3 separate regions of the Homo sapiens genome follow, and all the other regions are linked to region 1. The links are chromatin contacts, found by Hi-C or POLR2A ChIA-PET in ENCODE. All regions are on one chromosome and are shown on one strand. The core of a region is the stretch at or near the end of the contact, and the rest is flanking DNA. Distances in the headings are between cores, read along the strand shown. Region 1 holds the start of TNK2-AS1 (TNK2 antisense RNA 1). Region 2 holds the start of ACAP2 (ArfGAP with coiled-coil, ankyrin repeat and PH domains 2). Region 3 holds the start of ZDHHC19 (zDHHC palmitoyltransferase 19).

Region 1 (3,410 bases), core at 288-2,787:
GGGGAGGGCCGGGGCGGGCGGGCGGTGTGAGCGGGCGCCGAGGGCAGCACCATCTGGAGGGGTGGGAGCGCGCGGCCTCTGGGGGGCAAGCGAGTGCGCTGGGCCGAGCCGGTCGGGGGCCCCCGGCGGGTCGCGCAGGAGGAGCGCGGCGGGCTGAGCCCTGCGCTGCCGGAGCAGCAGCCGCAGCGCGTAGGGGTTCTCAGCTGGGGCCCGCAGCAGCTCCGCGGGCTGAAGCTCGGCGTGGAGGAGCGGGGCGGGGTGGGCCCGGCGGTGCAGGAGGAGGGCGGGGTGGGCCCGGGGCTGCAGGAGCGCGGCGGCCGCGGCCACGAGCCCAGCCGGGGGGTGGTGTGGGGGCCGCCGGACGGCGCGGGCTGGGGGCGCCCGCCGTGGTGGACGGGCTCGGCGGGCTGGCCTGTGGCGCAGGAGGAGGGGCTGGGGCCCCGCGGGCAGCACCAGGAGAAGGGCGGAGGCAGCCCCGCAGTGCAGGAGCGCGGCGAGGCCCGGGCCGGGGTGCAGGAGCGCGGGGAGGGGAGCCCGCGGAGGCTGCTGCAGCAGCCCGAACCGGCGTCCGAGTCCGGGGAAGGCCCCCGCGAGCGCAGGGAGGGGCCGGAAAGTTCCGGCGAACTGGGGGAGCGGCAGTGGGAGAGCGTCGGGCGGGAGGCGGTGGTCCTGGGAGCGGCCCCGGCGCCCCGAAGCCGCCCCGAGCTGGTGGGGAGGGCCCGGCCGGTGGGGCCCCGGGGGCCTGCGGGGGAGGGGCGCCTGGGGGTGCAAGAGGCGAATTGGCTGCCCGGGGTGCAGGAGGGACAGGTGGTGCGGGCTGTCCAGGAAACCTACCTGAACGGGAAGGAGCCCCAGGAGGGAGAGGGACCCGGCGAGGGGCTCAGGACCCGGAGGCGCCGGCGGAGGAGGAGGTGGTGACTGGCAGGCCCGGGCCCCACGGTACCTCCGGGGCTGAAGGGGACGCAGGATGTAGGGGCATGGGGAGTCGGGCGCAGAAGAGTGCGGGGAACCGCTGAGCTCTGGGAGCCACTGCCTGAGGGCAGGCCGCGGCCGGCGGGAACCTCTTCTGCCGTCTCAGCCTGGGCGTCGCTGAAGCTGTGTCTGCGGGGAGGCAGCGGAAGGCGGCAGGTAAGGAAGCCCAGTCCTGTTAGCTGGAGTTGGTGTGCTTGGAAGTGAGAGGCTGCAGGTCCCTGGCGAGAGCGTAGACTCCACACTGCCCTCGTTCTTTTGGCCTTTCATCCCTGGAGGGAGGAAGCAGTGCAGTTTTCAGCGGCAAGGCAGGACCTCTCCCCCGCCAGTACTGTGTATGGTAATTGGAGTGATAGGGCATCTTCTTAGAGTCTAGGCAGCAGGCGGGACGTCTGGGTGGCTGCCAGGTCTGTGCAGAGGGAAGAGAGGGGTAGCCCCAGGGAGGAGCTGCAGGACGGTCCCCCCTCCACCTGCCCCCCGATGGCAGTAGGGGTGCCTCCATGCTATATGCTCTGCATGGTGCAGTCAACACACAAGTCCTCAAAACACGTCCCACAGAAGGGAAGAGGGCAGCGTGGGATTAACAGAACCTTATCTTGTAACCCTGTTGGTCACGTGAGCTGAGATGAGTGTGACAGCTAGTGGCTTGGGTACGGCACGAGCCTGGCCCGCTTCTGCCACGCCGTCCTGTCACAGCTGATTTACCCTGAGGGCCCAGAGCCAAGGATGATTAGTGGGCGGAAGGAGGGAGAGCAACTGGTGAGCCCTCTCGTCTCTGGGTGGGACGACCCAGCGTTAGAGGGGCGGGAGAGGAGGGTGCACTTGCACCCCAGGGCTCTGGGCTGCCTCTGTGGCCCCACCCTGGGGAGGTTTGCAGATGGGCCGCTGTGGTATCATGGGCTCTGCACCTGTCAGGACAGGAGCTCCCAGCCCAGTCTAGAGGTAGGGCTTGTAGGGGCCAAGGGTGGGGGCTGTATTTGGCTTGTTGACTCCCTCGTGGCCTGAGTGCCAGACCTACTCATTCCGCCTCGTGCCCCCAGGGGGCTTGGCGGGCTGCTTGTGGGCCTTACTCTCCTAGAGCTGTTCGCCTCTTACCTGGCACTGTCAGGTGCTTGCTTCCCCTGCCCCTGGGTGGGGATGGGTGCAGGGTTGCTGCTTGCCCAGGGCCTTAGCTAGAGGACCCTCCTCTGCCCCAGCCCGAGGTGTGGCTGTGAGTCAGATGGACCCAGACCCCTGTCCCGAACCAGACTGGGTGCTCTCCTCTGGGGGCAGAGGGAGTGGTGCTGGAGGTAGCAGCTGCTGGAGGAGCCGGTTAGCCCGCTCCTCAGACAAACTCAAACCCGCCTGTCAGCTTCATCCCATGCCTGTCGCGCTGCCACCCAAACACTCATGCACCGGAAGTTCAGCTGCTGTGCCCACGGTGCCTGACGCTTCTGGAATGGCCAGAGTGGCTCTCACTGTCTGGCTTCAGTGGAGAGAACGGTCTGTTTTAAACACATACACACAATCTTCACCTACTTATTTCAGGTCGGCGTTTTTGAACTTGTGGTAGATGAATGGGAGAAAGGCCTTGGCATCACACAGATTGCTTTTGATCTGGTTATATCGCTTACAAGCTGTGTAACTTCCTTGGGCAACATAATGTCTTTAGGTTTCAGTTTCTTGGTGTCTGCGGTGGGCCAGGACTTCCCCTGCAGTGTCGTGAGTAAAGAAACCTCAGGCCCTTTGGAGCCTGGTGCCCACCTCCCCGGAGCCCCGGCAGATGTTAGGGAGGAAGGGTCAGACTGTTCCCTCTGGCCCCTGAGCCCGGGATTAGCCCCCACCTTGTGCTTCGTCTAGAAGATGCAGTGTTTCTTTTTGTTTGTTTTAAATAACAGTTTTATTGAGATATAATGACATATGGTAAACTGAGCATATTTAAAACACACAATTTAATAAGTTGTGGCCTGTGTATATACCCGTGAAACCACCCCCACCTTCAAGATAGTGAACATCCCCCTTATTCCCCTGTCCCCAGAAGTTTTCTTGTGGAACCCCTCCATCCCCCGCTCCTCTGCCATCCCCTACCCCAGGTAACAGGCTGGTCTACTTTCTGTCACTGTGTCTGAGTTTGCAGCATTTACTGTAAACGGAATCGCGTCTTTCATTCAACAGAAGTATTTTGGAGTTTGTCCAGGTGGTTGCGCGTATCAACAGTCATTGTACACGTGTGCCAAAGTCTGTTTATCCATTGACCTGTTGATGGGTTTTCAGAGAAAGCTGCTGTGAACGTGTTTGTTAGTCTTTGTGTGGATGTACACTTTTATTTATCTTAGGTAAATCCCTAGGACCGGAATGGCTGGGTCATGTGGTAGGTACACATTTAACCTTTAAGAAACTGCCAGACTGTTTTCCAAAGTGGTTGTACATTTTATATACTCATCCACTGTGTATGAGAGTTC
Region 2 (3,410 bases), core at 377-2,876, 470 kb after region 1:
TCTGGAACTCCTGGAGCAAGGAATCTGCTCACCTCGGCCTCCCAAAGTGCTGGGATTACAGGTGTGAGCCACCATGCCCTGTCTATACTGTTAATTTCTAAAGATGCTAAAGAGATCAAGATATCTCTTGATGGGTTACGAAAAACAGTATGTCATCACGCTATACTTAGCCAGACGGTCAGAAAGTTATATTAAGACTTTAGAAGGCTGGGTGTGTGGCTCACACCTGTAATCTCAGCATTTTGGGAGGCTGAGACAGAAGGATCACTTGAGGCCATGAGTTTGAGACCAGCCTGGGGAACGGAACGAAATTGTTTGATTGTTTTTGAGACAAACAAAAACTTCAGACAGTGAAAGTGAGAGAACTTAGACTTAAGCCCTTTGATTATAGTACTGAAGAGGCAAATGGTACAATTAAAATAGCCAACATTTACTGAATGATCGATATGTGGCACTGTGTTAACCGGACAACTTCATCAGATCTGTGTGTTATGTTCATTTTAAAGTGAGAAAGCTGGGACCTAAATCCAGGAAGTTTGCCTCCAGATTCTCACTCAGAGCCACTATGCTGTTAGAACACCCTGTATATTCATTTTTATAGATACGCCCGTGTTTTTTAGGTTGGCTTAAAAATTACTCATTACATATAAGACATCTTTGTACTTTTTACAATCAATGGCATCTTAAAATGAAGGAGTATGGTAAATACCTGCCGTGAGGATCAGATGATAAGTATCTTAAAGTGCTTCTAGAAAAAGTGTGGATTAGAGGGGCAGGTGTTGCAAGGTGAGTACGATGAGCCTGGTCTTCAGAACCCCACCATGGCAGAACAGTGAAAACCACCAGGAGCAAAGTGTCAGTGAGGGGGAATGCTTTCGGCAGTTTTGAGAGGAGTTCCTCCACACGAAGCACCCTACCTCCCATACCTGCCTAAATCTTTCTATGTCCAACCCAAACGGCAGCTCCTTCAGGAAGTGGTCTCTGGCTATATGAGAAGATGTACATGGGAGCAATTTCCAGATTATGAAGCTATGGAACAAATACATGAAAGATGGATTTTATCACTAAAGTTATCCTCGCTCCTCTTCTGGCCTCAGTTTCTCTAAACTGAAAGGAATAGGTGGCTTAGCCTATCTCTTCCTTTTATAATTTCTGCCTCTAACCTCTTCAGATTTCTGCCAATCTGCTTTGAAAAGCAAATTTCCTTCCTCAGACCTGCAGGAGACTGCTCCTCTGGGCTGGCAGCTCAGCAGGGCGGGGCTCGGGGAGCAGGAGAAGAGGCGGGGGCTCGGAGGGAAGCGCGGCCGCAGCCACGTGACTTCCTTCCCAAGGAACCTCAGCTGCCGGCCTCCCAGCAACCGGTGCGTCCCGCCTAGCGACGCCCGCGCATCCCGGTTGGCCCTCGGGGGCGGTTGTGGCAAGGAGGTGCCCACGGTCGCGCTGCTCATTGGCTCGGGTTGCCGTCGCTCAGACCCGTTGCCCGGGCGCCCGCAGGCGGTGCTGCCGGATGCCCCGCCCCTTGGCCGCCAGGTTCGTGGCTGGCTGGCCGCTGCTGTCACTCCCCGGCCGTTTCCCTGCGGCCAGCGCTCTACTTGGGGCGGGAGGAAGAGGGGCGGGACTGGGGCCTGACTAGTCGTCGCCGTCTTCGCGGCTGCTATGACCAGCGGGCGAGGCGCCCTTCGCAGCTCCGCGCAACGCTAGTCGCGGCCGTGCGCCCGCCGTAGCCGTCTGCGTCCCAGCGCGGCCGCTCCCGCGGCCCCCTCGGCTTTGCCAGCGCCGCCTGCGAGGCGGAGGCAGGATGAAGATGACTGTGGATTTCGAGGAGTGTCTGAAGGACTCGCCCCGCTTCAGGTAACCGGCACGGCCGCCCGGCGTCACCGCGGAGCTGCCTTCCCGGCGCTGGGGGCGTGAAAGCCGGGCCCGCGCACCCGGAGGAGGCCCCGCCGTCCGCTCCTTCCGACGGGGCGAGCGGCTGTTGCCGCCGTTTCCCACCCTGCGAGGGCACTGCAGTCCCCACCGAGCCCTCCCGAGGGGCGACGAAGTGGCGGGGACGGGGACGTCGCCTCTCATTTCTTTCCTTGCCCTCTGCCGGGGCGGAGCGCCCCGAAGGCCGGCGCACCCTCTCCCGCTGGGGGAAATGGGGTGCAGCCGCGCTCCCGAAGTCCCGTCCCCTTCGCGGGCGCTCGCTCTCGCCCCCTTCCTCCTCTGGCTGCTCTTCCTTCCCCCTTCCTTCCGCCCCTTCTTGGTTTCCACCCCCTCCCCACCCCCTCTTTGAGGGAGCTTTCAGGGCATCCTCTTGCAGTTCATTTAGTTCCTCTTTGCGCTTTTCTGCCCCCCTTCCCCGGGGAGGAGAGAGTAGGGGGCGAACTGGGACGCCGACTTCTGCTTCGCGGTGCCCCCGGCCAGAGCGACTCTCCGGAGGGCGCCCGCGGTGGATGCGTGCGGGAATCGCGGGGGGAAGCGCTGTGATCAACCGCATTCCGTGGACCCTAGTTGGTGACTACCTGCTTTTCTTTCCACTTAAGCTCGTTGAAGGGGGCACAGCTGTCGAGAGGTACCGGGCTGAGGGCGGAGGACTAGCAGAAAAGTGCATTTCTGTTTTGAGAACGGAAGTAGGAGGGCCGTGAAGATTGCCTGTGTGTTCCTCTTCCAGCAGCCTCTGCCCAGGAGGGCCCGGATCACAGTCGGATGCTCCCAGTGGATCTGTCACAGAGTTGACATGGGGGCACTCCGATTCACATGGGTTGCCCTTCTTTCTATGTGAGAGGCGGTCGTCCTGAGGCCGTCCAGGACACAGGTTCTTTCTGTTTTGAGGATAGTAGGAAAGTCTTGAGTTGTTTTGGACAATGGAGTTTTTCTAGGTTGCGTTTTACAGTGTATTTATTTACAGGGCTGGTCATAGTCCTTACAAATATAAGGCCTTAACACTTCCGTTAGATAGTGACATTTCTTGAAGCTTCCTCTGAGCACTGGCGTGTGTGTGCCCGCTAATGTCTGGGCCAAGCCTGGATTGTAAATTGCATCCTCTGCCTGGGAACTAACTGTTCTCATCCTTAACACTGTTAATTGGATTTCTTATTCTCCTTTCAGCGAAAAAGAAAAGAATTGTAAAACTAAGGAACTGCTACTTAGAGAAAATTTAAGAACGCTTTTTGCGTTTGCCCTTTGATGATTTTTGGGTATTAATTTTATTGGAGCCTAGGGCTATTATTTAAAAAAACCCACTTCCTTTGATAGCTGTTGTTGCGATTCATTTTTGAAACTTTTATGTTCTGCATTATTGAAGGACTCAAGAGACACAAATAGATTTCCTAGGACAGGCGTGCAGGTTGGTTTCCAGGACAGCATGGCAAGTGGAGTAATTTTTAAAGTGCACCTTAGAAAGTTCAGCTTTTTGTGAAATTTTGTTA
Region 3 (3,410 bases), core at 555-3,054, 300 kb before region 1:
CAACAAACCTCATCTCTTCCAGTCCCCCTCCTCCCACACCCTGGCAACTGTGAATCTGCTTTTGATCTCTATGGATTTGGCTACTCTGGATATTTCATGTAAGTGGAACCATACAATATGTGGCTTTTTGTGCCTAGTTTCTTCCATTTTGCATAATCTTTTCTTTTCTTTTATTCTGTGTTTTTGAGACATAGTTTCACTCTTGTTTCCCAGGCTGGAGTGCAATGGTGAGATCTCGGCTCACTGCAACCTCCGCCTCCCAGGTTCAAGCGATTCTCGTGCCTCAGGCTCCCGAGTAGCTGGGATTACAGGTGCGCACCACCACACCTGGCTAATTTTTGTATTTTTAGTAGAGATGTTGCAGGAAACTGAGGACTGGCAAGACTGAGACAGAGAACGAGAGGACTGTTTATTTCAGGTACGCACTGGCTTAGTGGACTGTCATCTAAAAAGCTGAGCATCGAACAAAGACAGAGCGGGGTTTTTATAAGCAGACTTCCAATAAATAAAAGTAGTTAATCATATGACAGGTCACATCATCTATAGCATAACTTGTGGCCTTGCATAGCTGGTGACTTTGTAGCTGCATTGAAAGAAAAACAAGAACTGGCTAAATACAGACATTTGTAAAACATAATCATGCTTAAGAAACCTGGGAAAGGAGTAACAGTCAAAGAATTTGTCTTTCTTTTTTTTCTTCAACTTTGCTCTGGAGGCGAGGGGTGTCTGGAGCTTATTCTTTTGGCCTTGGCCTCTTAAACAGCGTTATCTTATAACTGTCCTTGAAGTGAGCTTGCTGGGCAGAGGAAAACTTGTTCTTTTCTTTTTAACTTTTGCCTTGCTTGTTACTTGTCTTGGAGTGAATGAATGCATATTTATTTTTAAATTTCTGCCTCAGTTTCTTCTTTTTGAGGCCTTTTATAAAGGAAGTTTAATATGGCTCATGCTTGTAATCCCAGCACTTTAGGAGGCTGAGGTGGGTGGATCACCTGTGGTCAGGAGTTCGAGACCAGCCTGGCCAACATGACTAAACCCCGTCTCTACTACAAAATACAAAATGAGCCGGGCATGGTGATGCATGCCTGTAATCCCAGCTACTTGGGAGGCTGAGGCAGGAGAACCGCTTGAACCCAGGAGGCAGAGGTTGCAGTGAGCCGAGATTGCGCCATTACACTCCAGCCTGGGCAACAAGAGCGAAACTATCTCAAAAACAAACAAACAAACAAAACAAACCAACAAAAAAACCCAGCAACTTTCTTTCTTTTTTTTTTTTTTTTTTTGAGATGGAGTTTACTCTGCCACCCAGGTTGGAGTGCAATGGCGCGATCTTGGCTCGCTGCAACGTCCACCTTCCAGGTTCAAGTGATTCTCCTGCCTCAGCCTTCTGAGTAGCTGGGACTACAGGCGTGCACCACCACTCCTGGCTAGTTTTGTATGTTTAGTGGAGATGGGGTTTCACCATGTTGGCCAGGCTGGTCTCGAACTCCTGACCTCGAGTGATCTGCCTGCCTCGGTCTCCCACAGTGCTGGGATTACAGGGATTACAGCGCCGGCTGAAAATTACCAACTTTCTTCCCATGTGTTTCTCCAGGTCATATTTTCTCCAACAACATCAGCCTCTCAGGGGCAGGAACTCCCGGTTCCCCAGCACATGTCGGGGTGGGGGTGGGGTTTGCTGTTGGAAGTGCCTGTCACCGGAGGCAGCTAGAGCAGGGCTGCAGACAGTTCTGCTGAGGTCCCCCAGCCTCTGTGATGTCACACTGGGCCTTCTTTCCTTTCACCCTGGGCTGCGGCTCTGAGGCTGCCGTGGCCATGGAGCTCTGGAAGCTGGGCTGGGGGAGGAAGCCTGGTGGCTCTGACCTCCCCTGGAGGCGAAGGAGGCCCAGCCATGACACTCTTAACGGATGCCACGCCGCTGGTGAAGGAGCCCCATCCCCTGCCTCTGGTCCCACGTCCCTGGTTCCTCCCTAGCCTCTTTGCTGCCTTCAATGTGGTGCTGCTGGTCTTTTTCAGTGGCCTCTTCTTCGCATTCCCGTGAGTTTTCCAGGCAAGCCGTTAGGTTTCCCACAAAGAGACAGCCAGGGAAACAGAAGATGATAGGATGGAGGCAGGGGAGTGCAGAAGACCGGGGGAGAGGTCAGGGAAAAGGGGATATTCTGTTCGAGGGAACCGACGTGCAAAGGTGCAGAGGTCAAGGGTGCGGGCAGGGAAAAGGGGATATTCTGTTCCAGGAACCGACGTGCAAAGGCGCAGAGGTCAAGGGTGCCTGTGCATTTTGGGAGCTTTGGGTGGCTGGTCATGCTGGTGACATTTGGTGGAGCCATTATGAGTCTGCCTGGGTATTTGGAGCCTGGATTTTTAGATCTGGCTTGAAGGTCTGTGGGTCCTGACCTGAGCAAGCCACAGGCCTTGGGCCGGGGGCTTTGGGCTGCCCCTGCTCAGGACCGAGCCTGCCTCTGGTCTCAGTTGCAGGTGGCTGGCTCAGAACGGGGAGTGGGCCTTTCCTGTTATCACAGGCTCCCTCTTTGTCCTTACCTTCTTCAGTCTTGTTTCACTCAACTTCTCAGACCCTGGCATCTTACATCAAGGTGAGGCATCAGCCCCCTGGGAAAAGGAGGTGTCACTCAAGGGCTGGGAACCTGCAGGGGGGATTCCTAAAGTGCTCTTCCTACTGACCCTCCTCCAGCCTCTGGACCCCTTCACCCCACGTCTTCATTGCTCTGGCCCTCGCTCACTCTTTCTTCTCTTCTCTTTTCTTTCTTTCTTTCTCTTTCTTTCTTTCCTTCCTTCCTCTCTCTCTCCCTCTTTCTTTCCTTCCTTCCTCTCTCTTTCCTTCCTTCCTTCTTTCTTTCTTTCTCTTTTCTTTCTTTCTTTCTTTCCTTCTTTCCTTTCTTCCTCTCTCTTTCCTTCCTTCCTTCTTTCTTTCTTTCTTTCTCTTTTCTTTCTTTCTTTTTCTTTCTTTCTTTCCTTCTTTCCTTTCTTCTTTCTTTCTCTCTTTCCTTTTCTTTTTGTTGAGACAGAGTCTCGCTTTGCTGCCCAGGCGGGAGTGCAGTGGCGCAATCTCCGCTCACTGCAAGCTCCACCTCCCAGGTTCAAGCGATTCGTCTGCCTCAGCCTCCCAAGTAGCTGGGGCTACAGGAGCATGCTACCACGCCCAGCTAATTTTTTGTATTTTTAGTAGAGATGGGGTTTCACCATATTGGCCAGGCTGGTCTCGAACTCCTGACCTCATGATCAGCCCACCTCGGCCTCCCAAAGTGCTGGGATTACAGGCGTGAGCCCCCGCGCCCGGCCCTACCCCGTTTCTTAAGCCACCAAGGTGTGGAAAAACAGAATTGTTGAGGTTTCCCAGTTGCCTTAGATGGGAGGACCGGGCAGGCCAGGGCCAGAAGCCAGTGGGCTCTTCCAAA

Evidence for each region. Hi-C counts contacts between places; a loop is a spot of excess contacts on that map. ChIA-PET counts read pairs that join two places held with the same protein, here RNA polymerase II (POLR2A). Pooled maps may share reads with other maps.
Region 2: a map of CD4-positive, alpha-beta T cell shows a loop between it and region 1 (4-fold over the local background). The contact joins the promoter of ACAP2 here to the promoter of TNK2-AS1 in region 1. A Hi-C loop is called at or near these places in 2 of 168 maps with a recorded cell type or tissue (CD4-positive, alpha-beta T cell and naive thymus-derived CD4-positive, alpha-beta T cell), 16 of 37 single-sample maps with no recorded cell type and 16 of 50 pooled maps. POLR2A ChIA-PET finds 5 or more read pairs at or near these places in 3 of 52 experiments (GM12878, MCF 10A and OCI-LY7).
Region 3: a map of CD14-positive monocyte shows a loop between it and region 1 (4-fold over the local background). The contact joins the promoter of ZDHHC19 here to the promoter of TNK2-AS1 in region 1. A Hi-C loop is called at or near these places in 3 of 168 maps with a recorded cell type or tissue (CD14-positive monocyte, GM12878 and naive thymus-derived CD4-positive, alpha-beta T cell), 7 of 37 single-sample maps with no recorded cell type and 9 of 50 pooled maps.

Annotation. Positions count from the first base shown.
Region 1 is chr3:195,906,203-195,909,612 of GRCh38, reverse strand. TNK2-AS1 (TNK2 antisense RNA 1) reads right to left here and starts at 1,537. Exons shown (of 2, transcript NR_145450.1): 1 at 835-1,537. It overlaps TNK2 (tyrosine kinase non receptor 2), which reads left to right and starts at 1,062. Exons shown (of 16, transcript NM_001382273.1): 1 at 1,062-1,128. RefSeq lists silencers at 1-308, 359-548, 599-848 and enhancers at 2,519-2,748, 2,799-2,848.
Region 2 is chr3:195,441,236-195,444,645 of GRCh38, reverse strand. ACAP2 (ArfGAP with coiled-coil, ankyrin repeat and PH domains 2) reads left to right here and starts at 1,626. Exons shown (of 23, transcript NM_012287.6): 1 at 1,626-1,851. The coding sequence starts at 1,799. RefSeq lists silencers at 1,262-1,761, 1,882-2,101, 2,122-2,171 and enhancers at 1,583-2,082, 2,622-2,711.
Region 3 is chr3:196,209,794-196,213,203 of GRCh38, reverse strand. ZDHHC19 (zDHHC palmitoyltransferase 19) reads left to right here and starts at 1,804. Exons shown (of 8, transcript NM_001039617.2): 1 at 1,804-2,034; 2 at 2,467-2,588. The coding sequence starts at 1,889. It overlaps LOC124909479 (a long non-coding RNA gene), which reads right to left and starts at 1,789. Exons shown (of 4, transcript XR_007096240.1): 1 at 1,565-1,789; 2 at 427-583.